2 separate regions of the Homo sapiens genome follow, and region 1 is linked to region 2. Evidence: chromatin loops called from intact Hi-C (ENCODE). Cell type or tissue: Calu3. All regions are shown on one strand. Links, peaks and the distances in the headings refer to the core of each region. The heading gives the core; the rest is flanking DNA.

What was found. A loop is a pair of places that touch in the nucleus more often than their neighbours do. Peaks named below come from ENCODE experiments on the same cell type or tissue, not always from the same donor. Only the 100,000 strongest peaks of a DNase experiment are listed, where the experiment ranks them.
Region 1: it touches region 2 in a loop (2.6-fold over the local background); 2 of 110 quality-filtered maps call a loop at or near these places.

What each region holds. Positions count from the first base shown.
Region 1 is chr9:25,672,505-25,683,251 of GRCh38, reverse strand. TUSC1 (tumor suppressor candidate 1) reads left to right here and starts at 4,808. Exons shown (of 1, transcript NM_001004125.3): 1 at 4,808-6,283. The coding sequence starts at 4,940. The coding sequence ends at 5,569. In Calu3, for the core only: no CTCF peak of the experiment used is centred there; DNase peaks (open chromatin) are centred at 4,811 and 5,611.
Region 2 is chr9:25,601,191-25,611,937 of GRCh38, reverse strand. No RefSeq gene overlaps it. Among named protein-coding and RNA genes, the nearest start is that of TUSC1, 72 kb to the left of the region's middle. In Calu3, for the core only: no CTCF peak of the experiment used is centred there; no DNase peak of the experiment used is centred there.

The sequences.
Region 1 (10,747 bases), core at 1,565-9,564, 71 kb before region 2:
TGGGCAAGGGCATAATGCAACCAAGTTCTCTGCTAAGGCATAACACACGTGATATTTGCTTCAGTTCTCAGTAAGATCCTCATTTCCATCTGAGACCTTCTCAGCCTGGATTCCTCGTCCATATCACTATCAGAATTTTAGTTACAACCATTTTAACCAGTCTCTAAGAAGTTCCAAAGTTTCCCTCATCTTCCTCTCTTCTTCTGAGCCCTCCAAAGTCTTCCACCCTCTGCCTGTTCCCCAGTTCCAAAGCTCTTTCCATATTTTTAGGTATCTTTTTAGCAATGTCCCACTCCTTGGTACCAATTTTCTGTATAAGGCCATTTTTGCATTGCTATAAAAAAAAAATACCAGAGACTGGGTAATTTTGAAGAAAAGAAGCTGGCTCACAGTTCTGCAAGCTGTACAGGTAACACAGTGCTGGCATTTGCTTACGGGAGGTCTCAGGAAGCTTTTAGTAGTGGTGGAAGGCAAAGAGGGAGTAGGCACTCACATGGCAAAAACAGGAGCAAGAAAGAGACGGGGAAGGTGCTACACACTTTTAAACAACTAGATCTCACAAGAACTCACTCACAATTGCAAAGATAGCACCAAGGGGATGGTCCTAAGCCATTCATGAGAAATCTGCCCCCATGATCCATTCACCTCCCACTAGGCCCCACATCCAAATTTGGGGATTAGAATTCAACGTGAGATTTGGTGGGGACATGTATCCAAACTTTATCACTTTCCAAAGCTCCATCTCCAAATACCAACACATTGGTGGTCAGGGGTTCAACTCATGAATTTTGGACCTACAGTAGTCAGTCTATAGTAATACATTACAACCAAACTCCTAGACAAAAGAATGTGAGGACTCTTGGTAGGAGAGTGAACAGACCAGCAGGAAAGTAATGGAAGGTAAGCACAGAGATACTCAGGTCATCCACATTGTGTATAGCCCTAAATGCCAGACTACTGAGTATAACACTGTTATTTATTGAACTTGATCAAACTTGTTTTCCAGAATTCATTTGGTGCAATATTATACAATGTTATAAAGAGAAAAGCAACAAAGAGAAATTGAATGTGAGATGACGTGTTCAGTGTGAAATGTGCCACAGATTACCTTAACGTTTGACTTACTTTATAAGAAATATGATTCAAAATGGGCAAACGAGAGTTAAATGAACATGATAATAAAATATTAGAAATCAACTAAGAAGACAAGAAACAACCTATAGGTCCTCTTAAGCCAACATCTAGAAATATGTAACAGCTACAGTATCTGGAAAGAACAACTTGTTTGAGGGATACAAGGAAGGGGCAATAAATTCAACAGCTATTATTCAAAGATGGTTGTAAGAAATACTAAATATCTGCATGAAGTGCAAGGCAGAAAACAGTCCCGGCTCCAATTTGCTGGCAGCTTTTTTTAACAGCCGTATTCTCAAAAATGTTGGTTTGAGGCATTATTTTAAGAAGCATGATGATTGTAAACTTATGTTTTTATTTTTTATTTTACCTAAGATAGGAGGCAGATCAATTTTAGAATAAGATACTTAAGTTGTCAGATAATTAGAGAAGGGCATTGGTTTTGTGTTAGAAGGCATGGAGACTAAATACTTACAAAAATGTCCCTTTTCAAAAAGAAAAAAAGGGTTGTTTTGGGGAAATAGAAAAACTAAGCATTCCAAATTACTTAACAGTAGTCTCCCCCTTATCTGAGGTTTCTCTTTCCACGGTTCAAGTTACTTGCAGTCATCCCTGGCCAAAAATATTAAATGGAAAGTCCCAGGAAAGAAAAACATTTCGTAAGTTTTAAAGTGTGCACTATTCTGAGTAATGTAATGAAGTCTCTCACCATTTCCATCCTGATAGGAATGTGAATCATCTTTGTCCACTGCATCTATGCTGTTGACCCTACTCACCCATCGGTCACTCAGCGGCTATGTCAGTTATCAACTGGAAAAAAAACATGGTACAATTGTCCCTCAGCATCCTTGGGGGATTGGATCCAGGACTCTTGATAATATGCTCAAGGACCTTATATAAAATGTCATAGTATTTGCATACAACCTACACACATCCTCCCATATACTTTAAATCCTCTCTAGATTACTAACCAAAGCCCTGTAAATTCTATGTAAATAGTTGTTACACTGTATTTTTGTTTTTTTAATTGTATTTTTATTTAAAAATATTTTTGATCTGTGGTTGATTGTCTACCAGTGTGGAACCCACCAATACAGAAGGAAGACTGTATGTGTATACAGGGTTCATTACCATCCAAGGTTTCAGGCATTCACTGAGGATCTTGGAATGTATCCCTACAAATAAGAGGGGCTGCTGTACTTGCATTTTTCTGTTCTTTTACTTCAAACTTCGTAACCTTAGTCAGGAAATAATCTTTGGTCTTAGAGTTTCCTAAATGCAAAGTGCAAGTAGTCCTTTTCTTTTTAGTTTTAAAACTGTTTAAACAGAATTCTTTTTATAGCAGAATTCTTTTTCTTGAGCAAGAGTAGCTTAAGGAACAATGATGAACCAGTTGTCAGAAAAGAGTGACCTATGTCCTTTAAGACTTTCTTCTATTTAGCAAGCAAGCAATTTTACTGTTCAGAAGCCCCCAGTCTTAAAAAGCAGCACAGGTATCTATCTACCTTTTATTTTTCTAATCAAGCACTTATATACTTATTCTATATGTTTTAAGTATTATTGTAGTCTTGCATTTCTTTTAAATTTGATCAGTTCCGTATATTTTCCAAATTTTTTCCATTTTATTTTCATATATAGGTACATATTATTTGCCCAGTAATATTTTTATATGTAGACCATTAACAAACTACAGTGTGGAGAAGCATTTTTACTCTTTGTGCTACCATCCTCAGAAAAGCTGTAATTTTCATCTTCGAGTATATGATTCTTGACATATTATTCTAGGTAAATTAAAATAAATACAAGTATATACTTTTAGTACTAATCATTTTAATCACTCTGTTGTCTCAACTCCACTTTCAACTTAGAAATGACATTGTCTCTATGTCGTATTTGAAAGATTGGTGGACTCTCCATTAACAAATCATAAGACAAATGTTCACTGCTACATAAGACAGTCTTTATGAGTCTTAATACCTTTTTGTTGGATCGATTTTTTCCACATTTTTTTCTTTCCTTTTCTTCCAAACTTCCCTTTCTCCCTCTCTTCATCCCTTCCCCCTTCCTTATTTTTTGAGATAGGTCTCCTTTTGTCGCCCAGGATGGAGTACAATGGTGTGATCATAGCTCACAGCAGTCTTGCAGCCTCAACCTTAATGTAAATTAAGAATGATACAGTCCTTCTTGAGTCTCTTGAACCCGGAAGGTGGTGGTGGCAGTGAGCAGAGATGGCGCCATTGCACTCCAGCCTAGGCAACAAGAGCGAAACTCCCATCTCAAGAATGATATGCTCCTTTTTTTTTTTTTTTTTTTTTTTGAAAAGGAGCCTTGCTCTGTCGCCCAGGCTGGAGTGCAATGACGCAATCTCAGCTCACTGCAAACTCTGCCTCCCGGGTTCAAGTGATTCTCCTGCCTCAGCCTCCCGAGTAGCTGAGACTACAGGCCCGTGCCACCACGCCCGGCTAATTTTTGTATTTTTAGTAGAGACGGGGTTTCATTGTGTTAGCCAGGATGGTCTTGATCTCCTGACCTTGTGATCCTCCCGCCTCGGCCTCCCAAAGTGCTAGGATTACAGGCGTGAGCCACCACGCCCGGCCTGGAATGTGGTCCTTCTTAAAACTAAATTTATATTTTTTGAAATTCCAAAATTATATCTTTCATGTGATAAAATGAGATAATTGAGAACACATTTGGTGTTGTGGTCTCTTAAGATCTTGCCTAACAAAATAAAAGTACAAAAAAATTGAGCAAATATTTTCCCCTTATTTGTACTTGTCAATGAAGACCCCATGTATGTACTTATATGTTTTTCTTGTTCGTTACTTGCTCCAGTGGTTTGGAAATTTTGGTTATCCTGAGAATTCTCTGGGACCCTGTTAGACATGTAGATTCTTGCTAGGGCATACTTGCTTAAGAGATTCTGGCGTCAGTACCTAATCCTTAAATTACTTTGCAATCATCCAGTTACTATGTAGGTTGAGACCCTACAAGAAGGAATGATTCATTCAATGAGATGTACATCCTTGATCCCAGAAACTTTGGAACTAAGTATTCAGTTTCTTCAATAAACAGAGCACTTCTTGTTTCATAGCTTTTGGGGGTTGGCCTGAACAAATCAACTAAGTATGACCTAGTTTCTATAGCGTTCTGAACAATTTACAGAGTGAATTCCTGGCTGTTCACAAATTGGGAATTGACTGCATTCTTTGGAGAGCCAGGTGTTTCCACCGGGAAACCCCATGACAGGTACTCAGCCCAATTCTGTTTAATGTTTTATTAAACATAGGGGTGGGTTAAACCACTGGGTTTTAAATGAAGCACTTAGAGCTTTTCAACTTGCCCCATAGCTTTGTCTCAGAACCGATCATTCTATTATCATTAGTTTTGAGAATGCCGTGTAAAGAGCAAAGTAACCACTGGTGGTTGCACTCCGGAGCGGGCGAGGACGGCTAGTTCCTGCAGTGCCCAGGCCTGCACGGAAGCGCCCTGGCACAACTCAGCTGAGGATACACGCTTTTTCCCGCGCAGCCGGAGGGCTGAACAGCAAAGCACTCCCCGGGGGAACTGTGTGTCAGCGCAGCCTGGAGAGAGCAGGCCCAGGGGGCAGCTCCACCACAGGAGACAGGACACGCCTCAGTCTGGGCAAATTCCCGGCCTCCTTTGGCTCTAAGCCAGCAGCCGCCGCCCGCGACCTCCTCTCCTCCTCCGTCGTCACCCCGGCCGCCCTGCCAGCCCCGAACTTGCCCGCGCCTGGCCGCGCGGCCCCTCAGCCCACGGGGCTGGCGGCGCGGTTGGGATGGGACCGATGTGGCGCATGCGTGGTGGCGCCACTAGGCGCGGGAGTTGCTGCGGCGGGGACGGTGCTGCGGACGGCCGAGGGCCAGGCCGCTCCGGCCGGGCTCGTGGTGGGGGCAGCCCCAGCGGCGGCGGCGGCGGCGTGGGCTGGCGAGGCCGCGCGGACGGCGCCCGACAGCAGCTGGAGGAGCGGTTTGCCGACCTGGCGGCGAGCCACTTGGAGGCCATCCGTGCGCGGGACGAGTGGGACCGGCAGAACGCGCGGCTGCGTCAGGAGAACGCCCGGCTGCGGCTCGAGAACCGGCGGCTGAAGCGCGAGAACCGCAGCCTCTTCCGTCAGGCTTTGCGGCTCCCCGGCGAAGGCGGCAACGGGACGCCCGCGGAGGCACGCCGGGTCCCTGAAGAGGCCAGCACGAACCGGAGGGCTAGAGACAGCGGCCGAGAGGACGAGCCGGGCAGCCCCAGGGCCCTGAGGGCCCGACTTGAGAAGCTGGAAGCCATGTACCGCCGGGCCCTGCTGCAGCTGCACCTCGAGCAGCGGGGACCACGTCCGAGCGGGGACAAGGAGGAGCAGCCTCTACAGGAACCCGACTCCGGCCTCCGCTCCCGGGACTCGGAGCCCTCTGGGCCCTGGCTGTAGCCGAGGCCGCAGCCGGTGAGAGGCGGAGCCTCGAGCGGGCCCCTCCTCCTCCGTTCCCAGCTACCCCCGACCTCGCGCACGCCCTGGCCCGCTCCCTGCCCGCGGATACCTTGGACTACGGTGCCTTCCCGCCCCCACCAGTGGACACTTCCGGGTGGCGCTTGGCCATCCGCTTGGTGGAGGTCGAGTGGGTGCAAGGGCCCTCAGGACCTCCCACATGTACAGTTCCCCTGCCTCTTGCCCCGGCTAGTTTCCCTGGAGAGAGGCCTAGCCAACAACGAAGGGACGGATTTTAAAACAGCGAGAACTGGGTGCCAAGAAACACTTCATATTCCCTGAACTTTTCTGGATGTTGTGCGAACCTGTTGTATTTTTTTTTTTCCTGTATTTTGGTTCTGAGGGATGAGTAATGTGTTTTTAGTTGGTTGAGTTTATCCATTCTTCAATCCCCTAAAGCCTTCAGCTATTCTTTCATATGTGGCCAACATTTTAAGTACAGTGTTTGCTTTTATAAGTCGGTGTTACTTGGATGTCCTATAAAATACCCACTTTTTATAAAGATGATATTTATAACCTAGGAACTCATGCCTGTCTTGGCTGCAGTCCCTGTACATCTAATATATACTGATTTGTTTGCCCCCAGAGAATTTTTAAGGTATCTGCCTATATCGTGATCTTTTGAAATGGTAAATAAATCTGGTGCATTAAAAATTATCTGAAAGGTTGCGGCGAGTATTATTTGAAGTGTGTTACATTTTTATATTTTTAAAAAGATACCTTTATGAATATACTAATTTAAATCTGGTTTTAGTTGTCCTTAGTAAACTATCATGTTCTTTTAGCTTCATGTAACAGTGATCTTTTAAAATAATCTAAAGATTAGGTAGTCTAAAAGTTATTTTAATCTTTAATGTTCAATTAGCTTAATTAGTACGTAGATAATTTGCCTTATTTTGACTAAGGACTTTTAAGAAATTATAAATTACTTGTATATCAAAAGTTCCCCTAACAAAGTAATTTAAGTCTCAGTTGTTATTTCAATGGCACAAAAAAGTGACTAGTTTAGCAATAAATGTCCTAAAATTACTTTTATTGCGCTTCGTTAATAACACTTTTGCCAACTAAGTAATGAAGAGGATACCATTGTGCCTGATAAAAAAATCATAGGTCCAAGAGTGTTTCAATGATGGAAAACATTTCAGGGGAAAAAATCATGAATAGAATTGTCAAGGGAATAAAATATACTAGTTATGGCATAGTCCAAAAGTATTAAATATTATATATTACAAAACAATGTTTCAGTCGTGTCCGTGTGAAGAGACCACCAAACAGGCTTTTTGTGAGCAACAAGGCTGTTTATTTCACCTGGGTGCAGGCGGGCTGAGTCCGAAAAGAGTCAGTGAAGGGAGATAGGGGTGGGGCCGTTTTATAAGTTTTGGGTAGGTAAAGGAAAATTACAGTCAAAGGGGGGTTGTTCTCTGGCAGGCAGGAGTGGGGGGGTCACGAGGTGCTCAGCAGGGGAGCTTTTGAGCCAGGATGAGCCAGGAGAAGGAATTTCACAAGATAATGTCATCAGTTAAGGCAGGAACAGGCCATTTTTCACTTGTTGTGTGGTGGAATGTCGTCAGTTAAGGAAAGAACCAGCCATCTGGATGTGTACATGTGGGTCACAGGGGACATGATGGCTTAGCTTGGGCTCAGAGGCCTGACACAATGTACCAGGAAAACAAGTTTTGTGATTTTTCAAGTTCTGGGTTATGAAGACACTATATTTTGCTTAAAGGTAATTGATATTCAGATGTGAATATTAGAATCTTCCCCTATGGCCAAAAAATATAAGGAACTTGTTGAGAAGAGGTAGGTATATGAAAATAAATTATATTCCCCTTCACTTCATTTTCTAAGAATGAAAGAAATACAGTGATGTACTGCCTAACCAACATTTCAGTCAGGAATGCGCTGCTTATATGATGATGGTCCCGTAAGATTATAATACTGTTATTTTTATTGTAGCTTTTCTATGTGTAGACACGTTTAAATACACAACTACCATTGCGTTGTAATTGCCGGCAGTATTCAGTAGAATGACATGTTTCCAAATTTGTAGCCTAGTAGGAATAGGCTCTACCATATAGCCTAGGTATGTAGTAAGCTATACCTTCTAAGTTTGTGTAGGTACACTGTAATGTTCACATAACAAAGAAATTGCCTAGTGATGCATTTCTCAGGGCATGTCCCATTGTTAAGAGGCCCATGTCTGTAAAACATGTTTAGGAGGCAGTAGGAATTGGAGAACGGAAAAAACGTTTGTCCACCTTCCTGCTATTAAATTGTAACTTCAGGCTTAAATTGGTTAAGCTCTCCACATCTTAGTATTCTCATTTGTAAAATGAACGTAAGATCTACCTCAACATGTTATAAAAATGTTATTGAGATAATACAGCAAAATGCCTGCTTCAAAGTTTTCATGCACGTCCGTGTGAAGAGACCACCCAACAGGCTTTGTGTGAGCAGCAAGGCTGTTTATTTCACCTGGGTGCAGGTGGGCTGAGTCCAAAAAGAGAGTCAGTGAGGGGAGATAGGGGTGGGGCTGTTTTATAGGATTTGGGTAGGTAAAGGAAAAAGGGGGGTTATTCTCTGGCAGGCAGGGGTGGGGGTCACAAGGTGGTCAGTAGGGGAGCTTTTGAGCCAGGATGAGCCAGGAGACGGAATTTCACCAGATAATGTCATCAGTTAAGGCAGGAACAGGCCATTTTCACTTGTTTTGTGGTGGAATGTCATCAGTTAAGGCAGGAACAGGCCATTTTCACTTGTTTTGTGGTGGAATGTCATCAGTTAAGGCAGGAACTGGCCATCTGGATGTGTACCTGCAGGTCACAGGGGATATGATGGCTTAGCTTGGGCTCAGAGGCCTGACATTCCTGACTTCTTATATTAATAAGAAAAATAAAATGAAATTGTGGTAAAGTGTTGGGACAGTGAAAATTTTTAGGGGTGGTATGGAGAGATAATGGGCGATGTTTCTCAGGGCTACTTCCAGCGGGATTAGAGGTGGCGTGGGAACCTAGAGTGGGAGAGATTAAGCTGAAGGAAGATTTTGTGGTAAGGGGTGATATTGTGGGGTTGTTAGAAGAAACATTTGTCATTTAGAATTATTGGTGATGGCCTGGATACGGTTTTGTATGAATTGAAAAATGGAATAAGAGAAGGAGAAAACCAGGTATTAAAGGTCTAAGAATTGGGAGGACCTAGGACATTTAATTAGAGAGTGCGAAGGAGATTCAGCATAGTCCTGCCAGCAAAGATTATTTATTTACTTTAAGAGTTAAGAGTGGCAGTTTGCGGATAGCACCAGGGGATATCAGCTGTGATGGCTTGGAGGAACAGTGTAAACTGGCAGTGTAAACAAGAGCAGGGCATGTATGAGTAGTTGAAAACGGTGAATAGGTGTATGACTAGACAGAAGATAGTAGGGATGACAAGTTTTTTGGGGCACAGTCTAAGTTGGCCTGGTGCCTGGAATGAGACTGGGGCCAAATAAAAAGGAGCGTCTATACAGGAGCTCAAATGGGCTGTACCTTGTAGCATTCCGAGGACAGGCCTGAATTCTGAGAAGGCAAAGTGGTAAAAGTATTGTCCAGTCCTTTTTAAGTTGGTGGCTGAGCTTGGTGAGGTGTGTTTTTAAAAGACTATTAGTCCGTTCTACCTTTCCTGAAGACTGAGGACCGTAAGGGATATAAAGGTTTCACTGAATACCAAGAGCCTGAAAAAATGCTTGGCTGATTTGACTAATAAAGGCCAGTCTGCTATCGGACTGTATAGAGGTGGGAAGGCCAAACCGAGGAATTATGTCTGACAGAAGGGAAGAAATGACAGCGATGGCCTTCTCAGACCCTGTGGGAAAGGCCTCTACCCACCCAGTGAAAGTGTCTACCTAGACTAAGAGGTATTTTAGTTTTCCGACTCAGGGCATGTGAGTAAAGTCAATTTGCTAGTCCTGGGCAGGGACAAATCCCTGAGCTTGATGTGTAGGAAAGGGAGGAGGCCTGAACAATCCCTGAGGGGTAGTAGAATAGCAGATGGAACACTGAGAAGTAATTTCCTTGAGGATAGATTTCCAGGATGGAAAGGAAATGAGAGGTTCTAAGAGACAGGCTAGCGGCTTGTAACCTACATGAGAGGTTATGAAATGACACCAGAATAGAACGGGCCTGTGAGGCTGGAAGGAGATATTTTCCTTGGTCTAAGAACCATTTGCCTTGTGTGGAAAAGAGATTGATAGGTGGAAGTTTCAGCGGGGGAGTAGGTGGGAGTGACTGATACGAAGGAGGAAAACTGGCCGTGAAGGACAGAAGTTGGAAATCTAGCTGCTTGTCTAGCCACCTTATCAGCATAATCGTTGCCTAGAGCAATGGGATCTGACGCCTTTTGATGGCCTTTGCAGTGAATGACTGCAGCTTCCTTTGGAAGTAAAGCCGCCTTGAGCAGAGTTTTTATTAAAGAGGCATTAATGATGGAGGACCCTTGCGTAGTGAGGAAACCTCCTTCAGCCTATATAACAGCATGATGGTGCAGAATATGAAAGGCATATTTAGAGTCAGTGTAAATATTGACGCGTAGTCCTTTTTCAAGAGTGAGGACTTGAGTTAAGGCAACTAATTTGGCTTGCTGAGAGGTAGTGGAGGGGGGCAAAGCGGTAGCCTCAATGATAGATGTGGAAGATACTATAGCATAGCCTGCCTTTGCTGGTGAGTGGCGATTAGGCCTGGTGGAACTGCCACCAATAAACTAAATGTGATCAGGGTGAGAAAAAGGAAAGAAGGAAATATGGGGAAATGAGGTGAATGTCAGGTGGATCAGAGAGATACAATCATGAGGGTCAGGTGTGGTATCCAGAATAATGTGGGAGACCAGATTGAAGTCCGTGCCAGGAACAATGGTAATTGTGGGAGACTCAACAAAGAGTGAGTACAGCTGAAGGAGCCGGGGAGCAGAAAGTATACGTGTCAGGTATGAGGAAGAGAAGAGATTTTGGAAGTTATGAGAAATGTAGAGTGAGTTGAGCACAGTTTGTGATTTTTAGGGCCTCTAAAATTATTAAAGCAGCGGCAGCCACTGCACACAGACATGAGGGCTAGGCTAAAACAGTAAGGTCAAAGTTGTTTGGACAGAAAGGCT
Region 2 (10,747 bases), core at 1,331-9,330:
CTTCAGGAGGCCAAGGAGGGTAGATCACTTGAGCCCAGGAGTTTGAGATCAGCCTGGGAAACATGGCGAAACCTCATCTCTACAAAAAATTTTAAAATTAGCCAGGTGTGGTGGCACACACCTGTAGTCTCAGCTACTCAGGAGGCTGAGGTGGGAGGATGGCTTGAGCCTAGGGGGGATGGTGGCAGCAGTGAGCCAAGACCACAACACTGTACTCCAGCCTGGGCAACAGAGGCAGACCTTACCTCAAAAAAAAAAAAAAAAAATTTAGTTTATTTCTCATTCATATCATAGTCCAAAATAGTCCACATCAAGATACTTTTTTTTTTTTTTAACATAGAAAGAATTGTTTTGTTCATACGGAAGGCAAAGGAATCTAGGATAACTGCAATTTTTAGACTCAATCAACTTGGGGGTTGGTGGTATCAATTGGTGAGGTAAGGAATATTGAAAGGGGCAAAGGATTTAGACTTGTGCCCCTTGGCATTTGGATGAGATAGTTACAGATTTAACAAAAAGACTTCACCAGGGGGTACCCAAGATGACACTGGCCATAACCATTAAAATACCCAAAGGTAGAAAGGCTGATGGAGGAATTTCTTTTTAATGGTGGGCTTAAATCTTGTAATTATAAAAAGGAATGGCTTATTAAGGAGCTTCTCAATGGAGTTGCATGATCCTTGGTATAGTGAAAAGTAACCCTTCTATAGCTCTTTCTTTAGGCATGAGGGATAGTTCTACTTCATGATCAAAGCTTGCAGTCTCCTGTCTTACGGAGAGCTCCAATTTAGCAGAAGAGACATGTGTTATTAACCAACAATGTGGACAGTGACAAAACTGAAGGAAGTAATAAATTCAAAAAAGTTGAATTGGATACCTTCATTACAAAAATGACATTTGACTTGGGAATTCAATAGGAGTTCATTTGGGAGGGACAGAGTAGATAATATTAATTAATACTTTAATAGGTAAAATTTTATAAATATAAATATTATACAATTTTTAAAAATTACTCTATCCTGTTAATAACATTTGCTGCTTTTCTTTGAAATCTCTTTGTTTTCCTCACCATTTAAAATAATAATCTTATTGCTTTATTTAGTAGTCTGAGAGTTGTCCATGTATGTGGGTAGATTAACAGTATATTATTGATAAGAGTTTGCTCTTGTGAATATGTCACAGTGTCACACAAGCTTTTATAATGCTGGCATATGTAAATAGTGATAGCATATGATATTTTATTAAATTTAACATTTATAAATTTATTTTGCAAAGCGATTTGCAGAGAAGGTGAAGTGTCAAGAGGGAGTGATAGAGTACTAAACCTTACTTTTTAGGTACCATGACTTTCATAGTTTGCTTATTTTCTCCCTCTGTGCTGCATTTTTAATTTTTTTCAGATCTATATTTCAGTTTATTACTTATCTTGAGGATTCTTTGATACATTGTTTAATACTGTGGTATATTTATAATTTTAGTTATGTTTTTCATATCTTGAAGTAGTATATAGATATCTTTCAAGTTTGGCTGAACATTTTTATGGCCTCTTTCTCCATTATCCAACTGTTGTTTTCCATTTCTATATTTTTATACAATTGAATATTATTTATAAATATTCTGAATCTGATAATTCCAATACTTGAAGTCTTATATTGAGCTGATACGGTTTTCAGTTGTTTCTATTTCATTTGTGGGGCCTTATTTCCTTCTGCTTTTATAATTTTGACCCTACGAGCTGATGTTTTTGAGGCATGAGTTTAGTGTGTGAATTTCTCCAAAGAGGATTTGTGTTTTCTTCTGCTAGGGGCCAAGGGACACTATCAATCAGTGTAGTACTGCTTTAAAATAAATTTTCCATTTTGAATTATTTCAGTGTAAGCAACAAATGTAAATTTTAGGCTGTAGACCCTTATAAGGATCAGATTGTGAGCACGAATTCTGAAAACAGATTATTTGAGGTGTGCATTTTTTCTTTCTTTCTTCTTCTTCTCTTCCTCTTGTTTATTCTTCCCCTCATTTTCCTCCTTCTTCTATCTCCAGGTATGAAAAGAACAGGATTATTTCCAGCTCCCTTGGTGAGATTTTATGCCTGTGTCTCCTATTATTCTCCCTATATTAATTAACTCTAGGTTTTCTCTTATCCCTGCTAGGTGGTGCTTGGAAAACCAAATTTAAAGTTACAGGGCATTGGAAAATGCCTTCAAAATGATAAGTAGCTTCAGAAACACTCTTATCTCTCTTGGTTCCTGTTCTCAGTTTGTTTGTTTGTTTGTTTTGTTTTGTTTTTTCAGCTATAAAAATTCCTTACTATGTTGCCTGCTTGGCAATTAATTTTCAGAAGAAAATCTTATATTTTAACCAGAATTTTTAGATGTTTTCTACAGGAAGAGCAGTCAGAATATATTGATTATATAGTCTATTACAAAAAAGAAAATGTGAAAGACAAAAACTTGAATTTCACTTATTTATTTATTTATTTGAGATGGAGTCTCACTCTGTCCCCCAGGTTGCAGTGCAGTGGCGCGATCTTGCCTCACTGCAACCTCTACCTCCTGGGTTCAAGCTATTCTCTGCCTCAGCTTTCTCAGTAGCTGGGATTGCAGGCGCCTGCCACCACGCCTGGCTAATTCTTGTATTTTTAGTAGAGACGGGGTTTCACCATCTTGGCCAGGCTGGTCTTGAACTCCTGACCTCGTGATCCACCCGCCTCGGCCTCCCAAAGTTCTGGGATTACAGGCATGATTGAATTTCTTTTTCTTTTTAAACCAGAAATTTTAAAGTATAGAAATTTCTCTATTTCGAGTTTCAGAATTCTTAAAAAGTGGAAGACACTACATTTCATTGAAAAAATAATTAACAAGCTAAATACATATAGAGGAGGTGGAAAAAGAAGAGAATTCATGTAGCTAAAAACAAAATAAACCTCAACTGAGATCCAGAGGAGCTTTCTAATATAAAATTAGCCCACTGCTCTGTTTTGTTGTTGTTTTTGTTTCTTTGTTGTTATTTAACTAGAAAAAAAGCAGGACCAGCAGCTTGAAGCATTATCAATTAAATTTTCTCATTAGCTATATTTGGTTCCTTAACTGGCCTTTGTGACTATGTAATTTCAAGTGATAATTATCTGTGGCACTAGCCTATTCCTATATCAACGTTATCTCTTAATTAATTTAAGAAATTGACTTAACATTTTTTTCCATCTTCTGACACAGAAGTAATTTGTGAGTTACCATTCCTTAGCACCGTCAGCAGTGTTCTGAAAAATGACAGTAAGTCAGTCCAATCTCACAGTCTTAAACCACAATAGCACGGATAATAATCTTGGAGAAGCCCCGCTAAGGAAAAAAAAAATGTACATATTTGCTGTGAAACTGAAGAAACATGAGATTGTAGTCCAGAGGATTAGAGAAAGAGGCAAAATAACAGAGAAAATATTAATTCATTTTAAAGACAGAAATCTTCAAACTCAAGAAACACACAATTGTAATAGGCTAAAGCATTGTGTTTATGCTAAATATTTTGGTTTAAACAGAAAGCAAGCAGGGATTGCTTTACACTCAGGTATTTCTCATTGAATTCCTCAGGGAAACACAAGGAAAGAAGCAATGTTTCGGCGTTCAATAATTTTTCAAACCTCAGAAGGGATTTCCACTCCTTAAAGTAAGAATGAACCATTAAGGAGAAAACATGTGGTCACCCAGGGAGTGAAGGTAGGAAATTGCAGCTCAGTTAGCATAACTTTGGATCCTAAACTCAGAAGTCATTTCCTTTACCAAAAGGAGGCACGTTTCTAAGGCCAAAAGGACTGTTTTCCCTTTTCCTCACTCTTTCCCGATTCATAACCATCACTTCCTTTCTTAAATCTGCTCTTTGAGTACCTTCACAGGCAATACTATCAAGGGCAGACATGTTTATGTAGTTGCTACGTTGGCAATAGAAAGAGAAGAGCCTAGAAGTTTCCTTGCAGCAATGTCTTAGGAATAACTGTTGCAGAGTTACTTTGGTAAAGGAAGAATCCCTGACTACTGCAAACTATCCATTTACTATATCCACTATACTAAAAAAAAAAAATCTCCTCAGAGCATATGACGAATGAAGATATCAGGTTCCCTTCTCAGGCTAGCAAATCTATAATATATGATAATAAATGAGAAAAAAATTCATGATAAACTTAATGTAAGTCTCAAACTCTAACATAATGTATAAAAGTGATACTACAGACAAAATTTTCACAGAATCAATAATATGATCAATATTGGACACCAAGCTGGAAGATATATAAAAATAATGTATGCTTACTGGAAAGCAAAGATCAAGCCTATCTGTATTTAACAGTTCAGATAATTTTATACCGAGAACAATGCAATAGAATTAATAGAAAAATATTAATATAGAGTTTAACAAGGGTGGTGTTATTAAATAGCAAAACAAAAATAAAATATAAGTAGCTGGTATATATGTTCATCACAGCCAGTCAGATTATTTCATTCCTATGAACCAATTTTTACAAGAAATGTGAAGGACTAATAGGACGAAGACTTGACAAAATGAAAATAAATGCTATGTTTTGGTTTTAAAATTGAATTATGTCATCATTTTAATTCTTTACATATTAATGTATAAGTTGAATTCAATTTTAATCAGTGGAATTTTCTTTTTTTTTATTTTGAATCTGATTGATTCAATTATAATGTTTAGCCTGAATCACAGATAGTGCATAACAGCTAATTATAATTTGAAAAAAAAATTAGTAAGTATTTTTAAGTTAAATCTAAACAGATACCTTTTTAATCACTTAGCTATATGGAAAGAAATAGAACAAGAATATATAAATTGGTCAAGAAAATAAATAACCACTATATACATAGTTAACATAAACATATTCACATATGTTAATGCATCATTACTTCAACAGAAAATCAATGGTTCTAAGACACAAACCAATTAAAAATGAAAAAAGGATAATTTTTTTTAGTGCTCAGACTTAGTATTAATTAAATAAATGCATATTCAAATAATTAAATACTGCTTTTTGCTAATTAAATTGACAAAATATTTAATTAAGTACAGGCATGCCTCAGAGATATTGAAGGTTTGGTTCCAGACCACCTCAATAAAGCCAATATTGCAATACAGTGAGCCACAAGATATTTTTGGTTGTCCTATGGATATAAAAGTTATATTTACACTATAGTCTATTAAGTGTGCAATAGCATTATGTCTAAAAAATAATGTGCGTATCTTAATTTGAAAATACTTTATTGCTAGAAAATACTGTCACCTGAACCTTCAGAGAGTCATAATCTTTTTGCCAATTGAATGTTTTGCCCTGACATTGATGTCTGCCGACTGATTAGAGTGATGGTTGCTGAAGGTTGGGGCGGTTGTGTAAATTTCTTAAAATAAGACAGTAATGAGGTTTGCTGCATCAATTGACTTTTTTTCATGAAAGATTTGTCTGTAGCATGCAATGCTGTTTGATAGCATTTTACTCACAGCAGAACTTCTTCCAAACTTGCAGTAAATCCTCTCAAACTCTGCCAATGCTTTATCAACTAAGTTTGTGTATTATTCTAAATTCATTGTTGTCATTTCAACAATGTTCACAGCATCTTGACCAGGAGTAGATTCCATCTCAAGAAGCCATATTCCCAACACAGAGAAATGATCAATGTTTGAGGTGATGGATATCCTAATTACCCTGATTTAATCAGTACACATTGTTATGCATATCTCAAAATATCACATGAATATCATAAATATGAACAATTATTACCTATCAATAAGCCAGGCAGAGGAAGACAAATATTGCATGTTTTTCACTTGTATGCTGGAGCTTAGCAAATTATCTCACGGGGATAGAGAGTACGCATGTATAGAAATATCATATATATCCCATAAATATGTACAACTGTTCTGATAAAATCTTTCTCATTAAAAAATTTTTTGAGCTGGGCGCAGTGGCTCACACCTGTAATCCTAGTACTTTGGAAGGCCGAGGTGGACGGATCACGAGGTCAGGAGATCAAGACCATCCTGGCTAACACGGTGAAATCCCGCCTCTACTAAAAATAAATAAATAAATAAATAAATAAAAATTAGCTGGGCGTGGTGGCACTTACCTGTATTCCCAGCTACTCGGGAGGCTGAGGCAGGAGAATCATTTGAACCTGGGAAGTGGAGGTTGCAATGAGCCGAGATCGTGCCACTGCACTCCAGCCTGGGCGACAGAGGGAGACTCCGTCTCTAAATAAATAAATAAATAAATAAATAGTTTCTAACAAAAAAGAAACCACTCTCTTTGGACATCTATAAGAAGCAACTCCTTATCCATTAGAGTATTACCGTAAGATAATACCAATTCAGTCACATCTTCAGGCTCCACATCTAATTCTTGCTCTCTGGCTATTTCTTAGAAAATGTATTTCTTAAATAAGACTTGAAAGTTGAAATTACACCTTCATCCATGAGTTATGGAATTGATGTTGGGTTAGCAGGCATGAAAACAACATTAATCTCTTTGTACAGCTCCATCAAAACTCTTGGGTGACCAGGTGTGTTGTCAATGAGTAGTAATATTTTGAAAAATACAGTTTTTTCTGAACAGTCAAGTCTCAAAATATTGGCTTAAAATTTTCTGTAAATCATACTATAAACAGATGTGCTGTCATGCAGGCTTTGTTGTTCCATTTGTACGTATAGGCAAGGTAGATTTAGCATAATTCTTAAGGACCCTAGGGCCTTCTGAAGGGTAAATGAACATTGGCTTCAACTTAAGTCACCAGCTGCATTAGCCTCTAATGTAAGAGTCAGGCTATCCTTTGAAGCTTTAAAAGGCAAACACTGGCTGCTTCTCTCTAGCTGTCAAAGTCCTAGATGGCATTTTCTTCCAATATAAGGCTGTTTTTCAACATTAAAAATCTGTTGTTTAGGGTACCCACTTTCTTCAGTTCTCTTAAGCTAGGGCTTCTGGATAACTTGCTGCAGCTGCTACATCAGCTCTTGCTGCTTCACCTTGCACCTTTATGTTTTGGAGGTAGCTTGCTTCCTCAACCCTCATGAATCAACCTTTGCTAGCTTCAAACTTTTCTTCTGCAGCTTCTTTACCTTTCTCTGATTTCATGGATTTGAAGAGAGTTAGGTCCTTGCTCTGGAATAAGCTTTAGATTAAGGGGATGTTGTGGCTGGTGTGGCCTTCTATCTAGACCATTAAAACATTCTTCATATCAGCAATAAAGCTGTTTTACTTTCTTATCATTTGTGTGGTCACTGGAGTAGCAGTTTTAATTCTCTTTAAGGTTCTTTTTTTTTTTTTTTCATTCCCAACTGTTTGGCACAACAGGCCTAGCTTTCAGCCTATCTTTGCTTCCAACGTGCCTTCCTCACTAAGCTTAATCTTTCCTAGCTTTTGATTTAAAGCAAAAGACATGCGACTCTTCCTTTCAATTGAACACTCAGAGGCCAGTCTGTGGAAAAGTCAGAATACGCATTTATCAATTAAGTTCATCATCTTCTGTAGGCCTGGATTGTGTTGCTCCCAAATGATTACAGTAGTAACATCAAAAATCACTGATCCTAGAACACCGTAACAATATAACGATAATGAAAAAGTTTGAAATATTGTGGAAATTAACAAAATTGTGACGCAGAGACATGAAGCGAGCACGTGCTGTTGGAGAAATGGTGCCAACACACTTGGTCAACACAGGGTTGCCATAAACCTTCCATCTGTAAAAAAATGCAATATCTGTGAAGTGGAACGAAGTGAATCACAATAAAACGAAGTATCCCTGCAATAACTTCAATATTGTTGAAAATAAAGATATGTAGGTACATTGCTATTGGAATTAAAATTTGGTACAACTTTTCTTAAAGCAATTTTGACAGTATGAACAGTATGAAAGGGCTTAAAACATATAGGACCTTCTAGCTTTGAATACTCATTTTGCTATTTATAAATTGTGTGAAGGGAAATTACTTCATCTTTCTTTGCCTTGTTTCCTGTTATGTACAACCTTGAAAATTAGGATGAAATGAGTTAATACAGGTAAAGTGCTTACACCAGTGCCCATAATCATCATTGCTATACTTATTTTTACTATGTTTTCTACAATAATTTGGCTTTTCCAATAAGCATTTTTGATAAACCTAGCGTTTTGCTGATTGTGTTTGCGTCTTTAATTATAAACATTAATTTTCTTAGAGCAACCACCAACGTGATAAAATTTCAGACTTACTACAGTGCTTATTCTAAAACTGAAATTCACAGACTTTCTAAAGACATGTTTATCTGGATTAGCTGTCTTTTCCAAAAGGGTTAACACTACACAATGACCTGTGTCTCTGTCATTAATGCAGAGAGAAAGGTTAATTCTGGATGACTATGTAGGAAGCTAATGCAAGCCTTCCCTTAAATACTTTTACATATTTGAATGTCCTAATAGGTTTGGCTGTCAGAAGTGTCAAATGTAAAGTTGTATGGGGAGGTTGTTTCAAATAGATAAAATTCCATCAGTTGTGTATGTCTTAGTGTATGTGCAAAACAAAAGATGGTAGCATCAAGGTCTTAAATAGCCATTGACAAAAGCTTTTTGATTCTTCATCTCCTGAGGCTATATTGATACCCTGAGGAAGAGGTCAGGCAGACATCTGATTTTAAGGAATTTCAGGCAAAATAGGTATGTGAGGCATGAGGGAAAGGACTTAGGGTTTTGTTTTGTGTTTGTGTTTGTTTTTGTTGGGGAGGTAGGAAGAGTGTGCTGGAGGAAGAGGACTTTACCTAATCCTTATTTAGCTTGCCATTTAATTGTAGAGAAGGGTTCAATTACTCAAAGTTTTTCCTAAAACGCGAGGGTAATAATTTTAGGTTGAAATTAGCCATTAAATGAGATGACAATAATTATAAACATTTCTATAGAGACCATAAACATAGGCTTGTAAAATATAAAATAAGCAAGAGACCTGAGACTATCACCAAGACCGAGTTTTTCCAAGTCTTTCATTTCATAGATGAGGTAATAACTTTAATTTTTCGAAGTCTCCTAACTAGTAAGTCCCTGGGCAGAGATGCAGCTTGTATTCAGATCTCCTGGCTTCCACTACAGAACTCTCTCTACCAGAGGTGGTTACGTTTTTCGAAAGCTAAATATCAGCTGTAAATGTGAACAAAGATTAAGGTACACACAAATAAGTACTTCACTGTTAGTGTTTTCCGGTTGATTTTTTTTTTAATTGTTGTTGCTTTAATTGCCATAGAAAGACCCTGAATCTTTGTATTCTAGGAAACACCTCACCTTCTTTCAACTTACAGACCAAACTGGTCTTACTGGTTCCTCTCAGCTTGACTAGACCTTAGGCCTACTTCTTCCTGAGTCTAGGCTTCTGCTCTTTATCTTAGAGTGTTTACTTGAGGAAGCTAGTTAATTTTTTCTCAGCCCGGTTGAGATGCAAATCATTTTAAAAGCTTCTTGCCAGTTTTACACCCAGGGCTGTCTTCCTCTAGGGCCTGGAAGCCATCCCTTTAAAATCATGAAGGAAGATAGCACCCCAGTCTCCCAGTCACTGTGGGAGGGTGGGAGCCTAAGTGGGTATCTTGCTTCAAGCTGTAAAAGTATCTCATGATGAAGACAAGAGAAAGTTTTCTTTTTGCTTCTGTAAAGCCAGTTAACACACAGATGGACTCAGATCTGTCATCCTGCTCTTCGTTTCAGCAGAGTTGAGATCAGATGAGTTTTATGTCTCTATTGCAAGAACCTTGAAAAAAGTCTTCCCTGCCTGTTTATCTGGTATAATTTGCTTTGACAGTATCATAGCACTTCTTATTTCTACAAAACGTCCAGCTTATTTTACATAAATTATTAAACCTACTTCATTTGATCTCACTTTGATATTTTAAATCGAAAAGTAGTTGTTGCCACTTAACAATATTTCTTCTTTGTTTCTGTTATCATTAGTCTTCCTCTTGCTTCTTACAAGAGTTCTCTAAACCCTGCTGGTGTTGCTGCTTGCAAAGGCTAAATAGAATTTGATTTGGAAAATTTTGCATCTGAAAAATCACTGTCAAATTATTTAACAGATTATTGTATCCTTTTCCTTGTTTTTCTTTGTTAAAGGTCTGCACAATTTCAGACTTTCAGAGCCTTAATATTCCTCTCTGACTCGGATGTGAGGAAAAGTAGTATGAAATTAGTGGGCCAACATCCTGAAAGATTAGTCCAGCCACTCTATGCACATAATTAGAACTAATTGAATTAGTTCCACTCCTAGCAAAGAAGTAAAATCAATATTAATAATTAAAACTGCATTTTTGTATAATTGGATTTTCAAATGAAACCTGAACAAGGGGAAGGAGTGAAGAGTGTTTCTTATGTGTAGATGTAATTAATATGTGTATTAAGTTTATATCTTTAAAATAATCCTGCAGGAATTTGTAGCAATATCCTCCATTTCATTAGCCAGAGCTGATTGCAGGAGTTCCTCACTCTAATCCTTAAAGAAACCATCCATACAACAAACCTATCTGTTGCCACTGAGCTGTCTAGCCAACTGGCTTACTTCTTTCCTATCTCAAATATGTCACTCAGATTCAGCATGAGGGTTTTCAGAAACCGTTTTATTCTGTGTGTTTGTTAAAAAGTTTTGAACAGGACTGGGCAGCCCAACAGTTGACCTTCTAGTGCTTCCCTAGAACTCACTGATATTCCTTCAAGTACTTTTTGCCACAATTCCATATAGAGATGGAATTTCT